2 separate regions of the Homo sapiens genome follow, and region 1 is linked to region 2. The links are chromatin contacts, found by Hi-C or POLR2A ChIA-PET in ENCODE. All regions are on one chromosome and are shown on one strand. The core of a region is the stretch at or near the end of the contact, and the rest is flanking DNA. Distances in the headings are between cores, read along the strand shown. Region 1 holds the start of KLHL18 (kelch like family member 18). Region 2 holds the start of ALS2CL (ALS2 C-terminal like).

Region 1 (7,018 bases), core at 1,507-4,006, 590 kb before region 2:
CAGTATCTGCATTAAATGTACTATTAATACTTTATGTAGAAGTATCTGTGACCATCCCACGCTGCCACGCCCTTTTTGATTCCCTGTGTCTTGTAAGATTCCCCTGGTTCACCCTTACAGCCTAAATCTTTTTTTTTTTTTCCCCAATAGAGACGGGGTTTTGCCATGTTGCCCAGGCTGGTCTCAAACTCCTGGGTTCAAGCGATCCACTCGCCTTGGCCTTCCAAAGTGCTGGGATAATAGGCGTGAGCCACGGTGCCCAGCCTACAGCCTAAATTTTAATCTAGAAATTCACACCTATTACTGCTTTTCACTAGTCTCTATTTACACCAAGTGTTGCTGCCAAAACCGGATCATTTTTCTGCTTACAAGTTTCTAGTGGCCTTAACATCTTCTACCATGTAATCACTGTGGACAAAAACTTCTAATTTACTTTTACTTCCTCTGCTTCCTTTAGTCTAGCTCATTTTTTCTCAATTCTCTTGGTTCCTCTTTCCCATATGAGAAGATCTCACGCCTTCTCAGATCACTTCACTCCTCTCCTGGAAAAACAACCTCCTTCAGGAGGGGTTTAGAATGATGAAAAGGGCCGGGCTTGGTGGCTCACGCCTGTAATCCCAGCACTTTGGGAGGCTGAGGTGGGCGGATCACGAGGTCAGGAGCAGTCTGGCTAACGTAGTGAAACCCTGTCTCTACTAAAAACACACACAAAAATTAGCCGGGCGTGGTGGCGGGCGCCTGTAGTCCCAGCTACTTGGGAGGCTAAGGCAGGAGACTGGCTTGAAGCCAGGAGGTGGAGGTTGCAGTGAGCCAAGATCATGCCACTGCACTCCAGCCTGTGCCACACAGCGAGACTCTGTCTCAAAAAAATAAAAATAAAAGCAAAAAAACCGAGGCTTACAGAGATTAAGTAACTTGCTCAAGGTTACAACTAGGATTTTAATCCAAATCCTTCTGCTTTCAAAGCCATACTCAACCATCCTACTCTACCATCTCCAGAGGTCTGACTCAACTATGTTGCAGAAGAAAAGTTTCCTTAACCATGTAGAAAATAAGAAGAGCAGGCTGGGCGCGGTGACTCACGCGTGTAATTCTAGCACTTTGGGAGGCCGAGACAGGCAGACTGCTGAAGCTCAGGAGTTCGAGACCAGCCTGAGCAACATGGTGAAACCCTGTCTCTACTAAAAATAGAAAAAATTAGCCAGGGGTAGTGGTGCGCGCCTGTAGTCCCAGCTGCTGGGGAGGCTGAGGCAGGAGAATCGCTTGAACCCAGGAGAGAGAGTTTCAGTGAGCCAAGATAGCGCCACTGCACTCCAGCCTGGGCAACAGAACGAGACTCCGTCTCAAAAAAAAAAAAAAAAAGAAAAAAGAAAAGAAGAGCAAAAGAATCTCTGCATAGTTTTATTTTTTCTTTTATTTATTTATTTGTGTGTGTGTGTGTGTGTGAGAGAGACAGAGAGAAATAGGAGAAATAGGATCTTGCTGTGTTGCCCAGGCTGGAGTGCAGTGGTGTGATTACAACTCACTGCAGGCTTGACCTCCTAGGCTCAAGCGATCCTCCCACCTCACCCTCCTGAGTAGCTGGGACTACGGGCACAGGCTACCATGCCCAGACAATTTTTTATTATTTGTAGAGACAGGGTCTCCCTACATAGCCCAGGCTGGTCTCCAATTCCCCCACTCAAGTGATCCTCTCGCCTCTCAAAGTGCTGGGATTACAGGTGTGAGCCACCATGCCTGCCCTGTTTGTTTTTTAAACAGGGATCACGCACAGATGCTGAGAGCTTTCCAGCTAAAGCCCAACAGGGAGCCCCACTGATCATCTCCCCAACCGGACGTCTCCACATGGTTCGGTGGCTTGGCCAGGCAGCAGCACAGCATGCCTCTTCCTCATGAAAAGACCCAGGCACAGGAGGGAGGCTGGCTCTAGCGACCAGAATGCTGGTGGGGAACAGGTGGTTAAGATATCTTTCCCTCTTAATATCAGTCAGCATCCCTCTCCCCACGCGGCCAGCAGGCCCAGCCCCGGGGACCTTTGTGGTGGTGAGTGGTGCCTTCCAGTATGGGGCAGGGTGGCTTCCCACCTCAAAAATTTTCCAGAGAAGATTTTAAAAGCTCTTAAGAGACAAAGTAGTAATTCAACAATTAAGGGCAATGATTCCTAAGGAGAAGCCTTCTCTTCTAGAACAGCACAGCCAAGTTCGACAGGCACAAAGAAATATCTGTAGTGACAAGAGAAGGTTCTTCAGTGGTGCCCATCAGCATGTGGAGCCGGCCACCGCCCCTGCCTCCATAGAAGGTAAGTCCATTTTCTCTTGTCTGCATGACAGAAAAAGGAGGCTGTCACCCGTGTCTCCCACTCCAAGGGCCTAAGCGGCGCACCTCTCAACCTTTCCTTTCAAGGGCTGAAAGGTTGTCCTCTTCCTCTCCCCACTCGGCCCCGATCCCCTTTTGCTCGGCACCTCTCTCCCCACTACTCGGCCCCCCTCACACCTCTTCTCCCCACCCCTCTCCCTGCTAGACCTCTCTTTCTCTGTCCCCCGCCCCTTTTTACTCCCCGCTCGACCCCTTTTCCCTCAGCCCGCTGCCGCCCAGTCCGCGGTACCTTGAGGGTCACGTCGCACAGCTTGCCCTGCCGCCGGATCTCCTCCATGACGCCGTAGCCGCGACTAGGCAACTCAGACACGGAGAAGTGCACCAGATCCTCCAGCTCCTCCGCGCCGTCCTCCACCATCTTCCCCGGCCGCTGCAACTGCGCAGGCCTCGCCGGCCGGCTAGACACTAACCAGGGCGGGGCGATAGCGCACGCCGACAGCCGCTCGGAGCGCGGAGCAGCAATCGGACGGGCCTCCGCGGCCGCCGTAGTTGAATCTCCTCGGCGCCGGAAGCCCCGCCACTCCGCTTCCTGGTTCATGTGCGGCCTTCGTTCCCTCGCTATCTCGACCTTGACTTCGCATGTGCATCCGCCGAAGTCTTTCTAGATCAATCGGCCCCATCTCTCGTCTTCCCGATTCGGCCATGACCTCACCCGTATCCTCGACGTAGGACCTCGGACTTCATTTCCGCCACCCCGACACTTCCGGAATCCCCGGAAGCGACCCGTTGCCATGGCGACTATGTACACAGCCAGGCAGCCCCGCGTGGGGAGTGCAGGTGGTTTCGGTTGCGGCAGTCGCGTCCCGGGAGCGTCGCTGCCTGGTGAACGGTGAGCAGGGGCTGCTCGCCGGTGGGAGTGGGGAGACGGGAAAAGGGTGTGCGCCCGGACTGCTGAAAGTGGCTGGGGTCCAAAAACCGCTTTATCTGGGGGTTCCCAGCTGGGTCGCTCATCTCTGAAACCCAGGCGAAGGAGGGCTCGACGTCGCGGGAGTCCTTTCAACCTGACCGCGGCTTACGGTCTTCGGAGCTAATGTTCATTGGTCCCACAAAGGGGTCCCACGTCGCGTCCAGGACATAGAGGCCGTGAGGCAGGGAGCCAGAGGTCGTCTGGACTCTTCCGTACTAGTCAGTTTTCGAACTAGAGGGGGCTTTGGGATCACCAGTCGGAGCCCTTCGTGTTACAGGTGAGGAAACCTCTCCAGAGAGGGACCGGAATGGGTCCAAAGCCCACTGCCGCCCAGGCTCCACGCGGGGGTCCGGCACATTGGGTGAGAAAAAGGAGAAAGTCTAGTTTTGCCTGCATCCTAGTCTTGTTCAGCCAAGGCCAGGTGCAGTTGGACCCAGTGTTTTGGATTCGGGTGTTGGTGCTGCCGCTACGGGTAGCTATGAGGGTTCCCCATGACAGCCCCTCATCTGGACGGGAGCACTGGAAGATAGGGACCCACCTGGTGCCTTCCACCCCACCAAACGCTCCCTTTCCTCTTGTCTAGTCTTCATGGCTGCTTGTTGCCAATTCTGTTCATTCCCACTAAAGACAAATGAGGAAACCTCGAGCGCCTTAACACAGAAGTCTCCTGGTGGCCATTCAGAGACTTGCTTTGTTATACCAGAAATATCAAAGGGTGGTTCCCCAAGGAGAGACATTCCCCACAAGGTCCTGAGGGAGAAAGGGAGGGGGCCGGGCGCCGTGGCTCACGCCTGTAATCCTAGCACTTTGGGAGGCTGAGGTGAGCGGATTGCTTGAGCTCAGGAGTTCAAGACCAGCCTGGGCAACATGGCGAAACCCTGTCTCTACGAAAAATACAAAAATTACCCGGGCGTGGTGGTGCACGCCTGTAGTCCTAGCTACTTGCGGGGCTGAGGTGGGAGGATCGCTTGAACCCAGGATGTGGAGGCTACGGTGAACCGAGATTGTTTCACTGCACTCCAGCCTAGGTGACAGAGTGAGACCCTGTCACAAAAACAAATAAACAAAAAACAAAAACAAAAACAAAAAAAGCGTGTGGTGAGGTGCTGGATGTGGATTTTTGCACCTGGAAACCAAGTGTCCTCCTGGAAGGGCTGTGGGCTTTGGTTGGAGTTGTCATGGAAGGGGAGTGACATCATATGCCCCTTGGGACTCTCTCAGTAGTGACTGAAGATAGACCCACATATGAAGATTCAGCTGCCCTCTGACTTCCAGCCATTACCATCACCAACCACCGCCATTTCCTGAATACCTACTCTGTGCTGGGCTCTGCCCTGGACATTGTGAGGGGATTCAAAAGAGATAAAAAGCACAATCCTTGCCTTCAAGCAGCTTGTAATTTAATTTTGGGAACTGAAACCCACTCAAATGAAGCGACGTAAGAATGGTAACAAGCAGTATTTCAGTAAGTGCAAGATGGCATGGGGTCCCTAAATGTTTGGGTGTTAAAGGGCTGCTGAGTAGCAGGCTCACAAGACGGGTGTGCAAAGGAAGACTTTATTGCAGGTGGATATGGCTCCTGGCCTGCTTGGAGCCATGGTGTCAGCATGGGAGGGCCTTGGGAAGCATACATGGGGTGACTGCGTGTGCATGTGCATGTTGGCAAATAGCAGGGCAGAGAAGGGCCAGGCTCTGGAGGGAGAGTGATGCTTTTGCTTATTTGTTTTGTTTTGTTGAGACAGTCTCACGCTGTTGTCCAGGCTGGAGAGCAGTGGTGTGCCATCACTGCTCAAGTGATCCTCCTGCCTCAGCCTCCTGGGAAATTGGGACCACACGCGTGCACCACCACACTTGGCAAATTTTTAAAATTTTTTGTAGAGACAAGGTCTTGCTGTGTTACCCAAGCTGGTTCCTAATTCCTGGCCTCAAGCGATCCTCCCACATTGGCCTCCCAAAGGCTGGGATTACAGGCGTGAGCCACCATGCCCAGCTGAGGTTGATGCTCTGAACTGGCCTGTGCTACTCTTGTGCAGGGGCTTCAGGGAGAGAGGCCTGGGCACCTGCTCCCAGAGCTCCCCTGCTTCTTCATGGTCCCTTTCGGAGCATACCCTGGATGGCATCTGAATTTCCCTGGGCAGGAGAATGGGCCCTTGGATGTGAAGAGTGGTTCCCCGGTTCCCCAAGCTTTAGAAATTGAGTGTGAGGCTGAGGTGGGTGGATTGCTTGAACCCAGGAGTTTGAGACCAGCCTGGGCAACATGTTGAAACCCCATCTCTACAAAATTGCAAAACGTTAGCCGGGTGTGGTGACACACACCTGTCCTACCACTACTCTGGAGGTTGAGGTTGAGGTGGGAGGATTGCTTGAGCCTGGGAGACAGGCTGCAGTGAGCTGAAATCACACCAGTGCACTCCACCCTGAGAGAGAGATCGAGACTCTGTCTGAAATAAATGTCTCAAAAATAATAAATAAATAAAATCTGGAATAACTTTTGTCAGGTAACACCCATTGGACCTCTCTTAGATAATTTTATATAAAATGATCCGCTGAGGTGGGCAGATCACGAGGTCAGGAGATCGAGACCATCCTGGCTAACACGGTGAAACCCCATCTCTACTAAAAATACAGAAAAATTAGCGGGGCTTGGTGGCGGGCGCCTGTAGTCCCAGCTACTCGGGAGGCTGAGGCAGGAGAATGGCGTGAACCTGGGGGGCGGAGCTTGCAGTGAGCTGAGATGGCGCCACTGCGCTCCAACCTGGGTGATAGAGCGAGACTCTGCCTCAAAAAAAAAAAATAAAATAAAATAAAATATTACCATTATTTAATGTACTTTTTAAAAAAGCAAGATAATCTAATTAAAAGTAGTCCCTGTTATACATGAGGGGTTTTTATGGTTAACATCTTAAAAGTTACTTAGATTTTTTGATTTTTTTTTTTTTTTGAGACTGAGCTTGCTCTGTCACCCAGGCTGGAGTGCAGTGGCATGACATTGGCTCACTGCAACCTCCACCCTCCAGATTCAAGCAATTCTCCTGTCTCAGCCTCCTGAGTAGCTGAGATTACAGGCGCTTGCCACTACACCCAGCTAATGTTTGTATTTTTTTTTAGTGGAAACAGGGTTTCGTCATGTTGGCCAGGCTGGTCTTGAACTCCTAACCTCAGGTAATCTGCCATCCTCAGCCTCCCAAAGTGCTGGGATTACAGGCAAGAGCCAACGCACTTGGCCCACGTTAGTTTTTTTTTTTTTTTTTTTTTTGAGATATGGTCTCACTCTGTCACCTAGGCTGGAGTGCAGTGGTATGATCAAAGCTAACTGCAGCCTCAGCTTCCCCAGGCTCAAGTGATTCTCCCACCTCAGCCTCCTGAGTAGCTGGGACTATAGGCATGCACCACCATGCTTGGTAATTTATTTATTTTATTTATTTATTCATTTATTTATTTTTTGGAGATGGAGTCCCTCTCTGTCGCCCAGGCTGAAGTGCAATGGCGCGATCTCAGCTCACTGCACCCTCCACGTCCCAGATTCAAGCGATTCTCCTGCCTCAGCCTTCTGAGTAGCTGGGATTACAGGCGTCTGCCACCACAACTAGCTAATTTTTGTATTTTTAGTAGAGATGGCATTTCACCATGTTGGCCAGGCTGGTCTTGAACTCCTGACCTCAGGTAATCCACCTGCCTCGGCCTCCCAAAGTGCTGGGATTACAGGCCTGAGCCACCGCACCTGGCTGCCTGGCT
Region 2 (6,690 bases), core at 2,135-4,634:
GAGGGGTTATGCCCTGCCTAAGGTCACACAGGAACTATGGCCTCCACCTCAGCCTTTGCCTCCAACCCAGGACACTGCTCAGTGTCCAGTACTGTTTCTGCTTCTTAGGAGGCCTCCACATCCCCCTGCACCCCAAAATCAGTTGGGCCCATCATATCTGGGGTTGGGGACCTCTGGACTCCAAGTCCCCCACCCTTGCTCCCTGGAAGACAGTGTCCCCTCCATACATGGTGCTGTGAATGCTGGTCTGCAGATCCCTGCTTCTCCCTCCTGTACTAATTTTAGCTCCTGTGAGTTTCCTGTAGGGACCCAGTCCAGCCTCCAGGGCCTCTGAACTGGAAGCTGTGAGCAAGGCAGGGGGTAGTGGCCAGAGGACCCTGTGGAATGTTCTCTCCTGGAGCCTGAAATCCCAGGGCTTAAAGTTTAGCTCTGGGGGAGCTGGGGGTAGGAAATGAGGACCCCCAGTCACAAAGCTAGGCTAGGATCCAGGGACTCAGCCTAGGGTGGGGGTGGGAGCTGGGCAGCCTAGGCCTGTGCCACAGCAGCTGGGGCCTGCTGGGAGTTGGCTGTCCCTGACCTCATCAGCCCCAGGCTCAGCTCAGAATAGCTGTGGGGCTGGGCCAGGCCTGTGTCAGACCTGCGTGTGCTTGAGCATGTGCTTTGTGTACTAAGGCACTGGTGCACATGGGAGTGCATGTGCATTCTGCATGCAGCTTTGTGTGTGGCTGGGTATGAGTCTCAATGGCTCCAGAATCACAGGTGCCATTCACATACGTGTGTGTTCCCTGGAGTAGTGTGCAGGTCTGTGTCCCTGTGGATGGGCACATGATCTGCACACGCATACCCAGGGCTGCCACTAGAGTTGTGCAACTTGGAGTCCTTACCAGTGGGTTCAATGGTAGATGGGTCCATGTGGCACAGGGACCCACCCATTCCCTGACTGTGGAATTGTATCTGTGTGCAGCGGGTGTGGGAGTGGTGTGGGTGGGTATACACATCTGTGGTGGGATTGGCTAGGGGCCCTTGGCTGTGCTGCAGGGGACTGAAGGCAGGTGGACTCAGCAGAGGCTGTCCTTTGGGCACTACCAGAGGCCTTACCTGGCCCCAAGCCAAGAATGAGCTGTAAGAGAGGCTGGGCAGGTCTTGCCCCATTTAGCAGATAGGAAAACTGGGCTTGCAATGCCCATGAGGTCACCCAGGGAATGGGGGAAGGACTGGTCTGCTGCCCAGAGCTCAGTCAGCCTTTCTATTCCCCTAGATGTGGCTGAACAGGAAGTCTGTGCTCTAGGGAGGAAGCCGTGGGAGCCCTTCCCTTCCTGCTCGAGCCCAGGCAGCACTGCCTTCCCTCAGCTGCACGTGCAGATGATGAAAGTGAGGCCCAGAGACACCTAGCATAAGATCAGATCTGTCCTGCTCGGGGCCTTGCCCCACCTGTCCCTGTTCGTCACAAGTGGTGAGGCCATATGCTCCTCCTGAGGCCATGGCCACTCTCCAGCCCTTGCCTCCCTCCTAAGCCCCAGGGATGCCTGGTGGCCCACACCCATGCTCTAGGGGACCCATAGATCCTCTAAACCGTGCTCATCCCTGAAGGAGCCCCTTGAACCCACCATACCCCTCCTCTCAGAGTCCCACATAACCCCGAGAAGGAGGCGCAGGTAAGATATTTCACCAGCAGGGGCACTACGTTACAGAGAGGCCACACACTGCCTGTGATCACACAGCAAGAGGAAAGCAGCACAAGGCCCCATACCAGCTCTTCCAGAATGTACCGCTACCTCCCACTGCCCCACAGGCACAAAGGATCCCCACAGGGAAGACCTTGGAGGCCTGTTTAGAACCTGAAGCCTCAGTTCATTCCACCTGCTGGGGCGGTGGCTCTGCCAGGCTGTGCTGTAGACTCAGGGAGCCAAGTGCCCCAGCAGACAGTCCCGCAGGCCAACAGGGCTGTGAAGGGGAGTGGGGGCCAAGGTCCGGAGCCTGGGGGTGGAGGGCATGGGGAGGGGAGGCTTTCCCAGAGGGCCAGAGGGACACCTCACCAGAAGCCTCCTTGAGGTAGCCCCCACCCACCAACACAGCAACACCTCTAGCAGGCAGGGACCAGAGGAGCAAGGCCTTTGGGAGTGGAGCCCCTCAGGCAGCAGGGGGTGCAGAAGGGGGCAAGAAAACAAGGCTGGAAAAGGGGAGGCCAGAGCTAGGGCGGGCTTTGGCAATGTGGGGAGGGATGGAGAAGCAGGAAGGGGCGGCTCTGCAGGATTGGGACCCAGGAGGAGAGCAATGTGGGGCAAAAGGGTGAGGTCACTGGGACCTGCAGTCACTCAGACAAGGGTCCCAGGCTGGAAACCCTCCAAGGGGTGATGTGCAGCTTGGCAGACAGTAAACTCCCACCTCGCAACAACCCAAGGGAGCCAGGGGATGAGCTTGGCAGGCCCCAGGCCCCTACTTACCTCCACTGGGGGTCTCTTCAGCCTGGCAGGTTGGGGGATGCCTCCCACCTCCTCAGTAGGGGGCTGAGTAGGGGGCTGGTGGGCCACCCTTTCTGCTCTTCCACGGCCGCCTTGGACCCTGAGCCTCCCCCTCACTGGAACCTGAGTGCCACTGAGAGCAATGGGTGACTAACCTGGTGGCCAGAGGGGGAATCAGGCTGCTGACGGGGGGCTTCTTTGTTACAGGTTTGAACTAAGTTCCCTCCCGCTCCCGGGGGGTCTGTCCCAGATAAGTCTTCAGCCACCCTTTCCAAGGTCTCAGGCCTTCGCACAAAGCACACGCGGCCGGCTTCATGCTCTACTAGGCCTGTTGAGACTCAGGAGTGGGGAGGAAAGGGGACTTCCCCAAGGTCGCACAGGAGGGGCGGCCGGCCGTGGACACCCAGCCCAGGGGGCCGCAGGGCGCCTCAGTATACCCCTCTACAGGCTCCAAGTTCCACGAACCCACACAGCGCTCCGCGTGTGCTGGCTTCTGTGACTCAGGGCAGACCCGGGAGGTCACGGGGCTGCACCACAGGCTCGCAGAGCGACTGACTGGCGGGGCGAGGTGGTGGCACGGCGGCCTCGGAGCCTTGCAGGGGAAGCGGGGCGCGAGAGGCGAGCCTGAGTGTGCGCGTGGGTGCGTAGGGGGCGGAGGGGTCAAGACTCCCACTTTTCCTCCCCGCGCCGGGTCCCAGGGGCCTCCGGATCCCGGGGGACGCCAGAGGGAGGCCTCAGGAGAGGCTTGGGGCGGCGGGACGGATCAATACCGCGCGCCAGCTCCTCGGTGGCCCGCCCGTGGCCCCCGCAACTCCAGAGCAACACCCGGAGGCGGGGCGGGGCGGGGCTGGGCGAAGGGGGCGGGGCTGGCAGGGGGCGGGACTGGCAGGGGGCAGGGTGGGGGTGCGAGCGAGGAGCCGCACAGGCAGTCCCGGCGCGGGGCAACCACAGCGCTCAGGTAAGGGCGCGACGAAGGGCGCGCGTCTGCGGACGGGTGTCTGCGCTCCACGCTTAGCTCGTCCAGGTGGGGGCTCCCGCCTCCTCGGCTGCTGCGGTCCCCGCCCAGCTCCTTGGTCCCGGCGGCAGTCATCCCCCGGCCGTCCGAGTCCCTCGTAAGATACCCCGCTCACAGCGTCGTCCTCCCTGCCTGGCTGCTAGCCTGCTTGGGTTCGGGGCAGCGCCCCGGGCCTGACCTGAGCCGTGGTGGCAGGGCCACGGGGCCCCAGCCAGCAGGAGAGACTGCCAGGAGGAGGTGACGCCGGCTGGTTAGGGCGGAAGGGCCCGACCCGGGATTCCAGGAGGTGGCCTTTTCGCATGGGAGCGGCATGGCAAATGCCTGGCGGCCGGAACAGGAGCTCGGGTCTGGGAAACTCCAGCGACTGAGTGTGTGCCTGGGCAGGGAGAGGAAGGGAAGCTGGGACATATGCGACAGCAGGGAGGGGTGCTTGTCTAGGACAAGAGGCTTGTAGCCATGGTGGGGCCGAGGAAGGGTGCAGCGGGGAGAGGCGAGCATGAGACTGAGGGATCAGGTGTGACAGTTCAGCGCCCCCTCCCTGGGGCAGTGCGTGTCTCTACTCTCCCCCACTGGGCACCAGACAACGAAGGGGCTGCCACGGCAGCCCATGAAAAAGCCTCCACAGCAGGCAGAACTTCCCTGCCTGTTCAGACCAGGAAATACCAGAGTGAGTGAGTGTCACGACAAGGTGTGTCAGGGGCCTAAGGAGCCAGGCCTGGGAGAGGACAGGGAAGGCCCCAGTGACCCTGCCCGGGAGGGACCTAGCGTGGACAGAGGCCAGGAATGCAGAGGAGAGACCAGGTCTGGCTACTGGTTAGAGCGCCACAGGGGCAGCCGCTGACTCACCTGGGCACGCCGTGACTGGCCAGTTCTGTCCTCACCCTGCCCCACCCCACCGCACCCCGTGGTGAGCATCAGGGCTGCCTGAGGACAGCTGTGAGGCAGGGCCCGTCAGGATCTTGCTCTGTGCCTCAGGTGAGTTGCCCACCCTCTCTGAGCCATCTAGCTAGGTGAACCTGGTGGGCTGGAGCCAGAAGTCTGGGTCTGAGCCCTGCACAAGTTCTACACAAGGGTCTCTGGACCCTCCCATTGTTCCTGGGCCTCAGTTTCCCCATCTGTACATTAGGCACAGCCTGTCACTAAGGAACCTTTGAACTGGAGGGAGGGAGAGGGTGAGGAAGCTATGCCCTTGACTGGAAGGGGGAAGGTTAGGGATGGGACAGGGGTTGGGGAGGGGGGTACTCCTGCAGGATCCTCCTCATATTAAGGTTCAGCACCTCCTCCTCCTGCCCTGCAAACGTGCACACTCATGCACATTCACGCTGCCTCACCCCTGCACTTACACTCTCCTCATCACTTCCAGGATGAAGCCCCAGACTCCCTAGCCTGGGAGCTGGGTCCCTCAGGGTCACCTAACCAGAATCCCAGCTTCCACTGCGGCCTTCCCCCAACCCACTGCCTCACCAGCCATGCTTAACTTCTGCCCGTTCCTCTGGGTGGTGTGACTCAGTTTCCCAGGGTTATAGATCCCTTTGGGGCCACAGATGTGGAAGACTCCCAGATTAACAGTTGCCAACTTGAGTCTGGAGGACTCACCCCCGGAGTCATAGGCTGCTTTGTGGGGTGGGGAGTCTAAGGACCAGATCCCCACACCCAGAGAAGCCCCCTTCCACCTGTTTGTCCTTTTGAGGGGAGACTTAAGTAGTTTGAAAAGCTGTGATCCTCTTTGGCTGGGCGCAGTGGCTCACGCCTGTAATCCCAGCACTTTGGGAGGCCAAGATGGGTTGATCACTTGAGGCTAGGAGTTTGAGACCAGCCTCGTCAACATAGTGAGATCCCATCTCTAAAAAAAAAAAAAAAAAAGAATAGAAAGAAATACAAACAAATAAAAAGAAAAAAATGCTGTGATCTGGTTGAACCCCCATTTCGTAGAGGGGTGGCTGAGGTACAGAGAGGAGTAAGGCTGTGGATAAGTTGAAGCATGTCCAGGGCTGAGCAGCCAGGTGAGGGCTGCTCCTGGGGGAGCAGCTGAGACTGGGCAGTGGGGACGAGGGACAGGAAGCCTGAGGAGGAGAGGCTATCTCTAGGGTCAGAGAGCTCCTTGCCAGGGTATGGTGTCGGCTGGGGTCATGGTGCTGGCCCCCCGGAGAGTGTAGGGATGTTGGTGTTCAAGTCTTCCTAGCAGCGAGTTATTTACTGCAGTATCTTTTCAACGTGCACTGATCTGGTTCCTAGTCTGCATCTCCTATCCTAGCCTCACCCTTTCTTCTACCTTCCCAACCAGGCTTGGATATCCTCACCTCTTAGCTTAGACCCCAGCTGACTGCCAGCTGAGAGTGAAAAGGTCACCCCCAAAGCGCCTTTCCATTCCAGCAGTTTCGGGAGATACGGGTGAGAGTTAGGTGGGCCTGGCTGCACCCCTATTCCCTTGGCTGGGCTTTCCTTGTCTGCCTGAGCTGACCTGGAGCCCCCTGTGTCCTGGGGGCCTGGGTCTGCCTCAGGGGCCCACAGAGGGAGAAGAAGCTGCAGCACAGAAGCTGCAGCTGGGTGTCTGGTGGCTTCCCCTTCCTGCCTCTCTCTCTGCAGCCTCACCCTCTCGAAGCAGCAGTAGCAGGAAAGGTGGGGCAGGAATGCCTGGCCTGGGCCTTTGGCCAGAGCTCTGAGGGACCCGCCCCACTCCATTCCAGAGCCAATTCCCTGGGAGTTGTAGGCTCTGCCAGGGGCCTGGGATGCCCGCATGGCACTCTCGGGGCAGGGTGGAGAGGGGAGGGCTGAGACCCCTTCCCACTCACCCTTTTGGGTCTGCCTGTGTCACCTGCCCATCGTTGGCTGCCCTGATTTTGTCCCCTGCCCCACACAGGTTGGCTAACTCCAAAGCCTCAGCGTGTCAGAGACAAGGAGAGAGACAGTCTGCGGGTCTTGGGCTAAAAGACCCTCTAACTCTCCGCCCCAGATACCTGATCAGGTCATTTGGGCAGATGAACATTGCCAAGTGAGGGTACCAGGGTCTGGTAGGGGAGGGCTTTGTTGGAGTAGAGCCTGTAGCCTGGCTGTGGGGGTAGGTTTGAGCCCAGGCCTCTCTTCACCCCTCCCTTTAGGCAGGACACTGCATTCCCAGGTGATTCCTGCCTGATTGGAAGGTCCCTCACTCCAGGGCAGGAAATCTCAAGGCTCAAGCCCACCTGCCCACCCCAAGGGCCCCCACCCATCCAG

The links. A loop is a pair of places that touch in the nucleus more often than their neighbours do. ChIA-PET counts read pairs that join two places held with the same protein, here RNA polymerase II (POLR2A). Pooled maps may share reads with other maps.
Region 1: a loop to region 2 is called in a map of naive thymus-derived CD4-positive, alpha-beta T cell, with 5 times the contacts of the local background. The contact joins the promoter of KLHL18 here to the promoter of ALS2CL in region 2. A Hi-C loop is called at or near these places in 1 of 168 maps with a recorded cell type or tissue (naive thymus-derived CD4-positive, alpha-beta T cell) and 7 of 50 pooled maps. POLR2A ChIA-PET finds 5 or more read pairs at or near these places in 2 of 52 experiments (WTC11 and activated T-cell).

What each region holds. Positions count from the first base shown.
Region 1 is chr3:47,278,682-47,285,699 of GRCh38, reverse strand. It overlaps KLHL18 (kelch like family member 18), which reads right to left and starts at 2,756. Exons shown (of 10, transcript NM_025010.5): 1 at 2,606-2,756. The coding sequence starts at 2,734. It overlaps KIF9 (kinesin family member 9), which reads left to right and starts at 2,901. Exons shown (of 21, transcript NM_182902.4): 1 at 2,901-3,205. RefSeq lists enhancers at 2,773-3,162, 2,378-3,577.
Region 2 is chr3:46,690,373-46,697,062 of GRCh38, reverse strand. It overlaps ALS2CL (ALS2 C-terminal like), which reads left to right and starts at 3,384. Exons shown (of 26, transcript NM_147129.5): 1 at 3,384-3,420. It also overlaps a transcript of TMIE not described here. RefSeq lists enhancers at 69-568, 1,658-2,447, 4,029-4,820 and silencers at 3,080-3,159, 3,310-3,559, 3,290-3,584.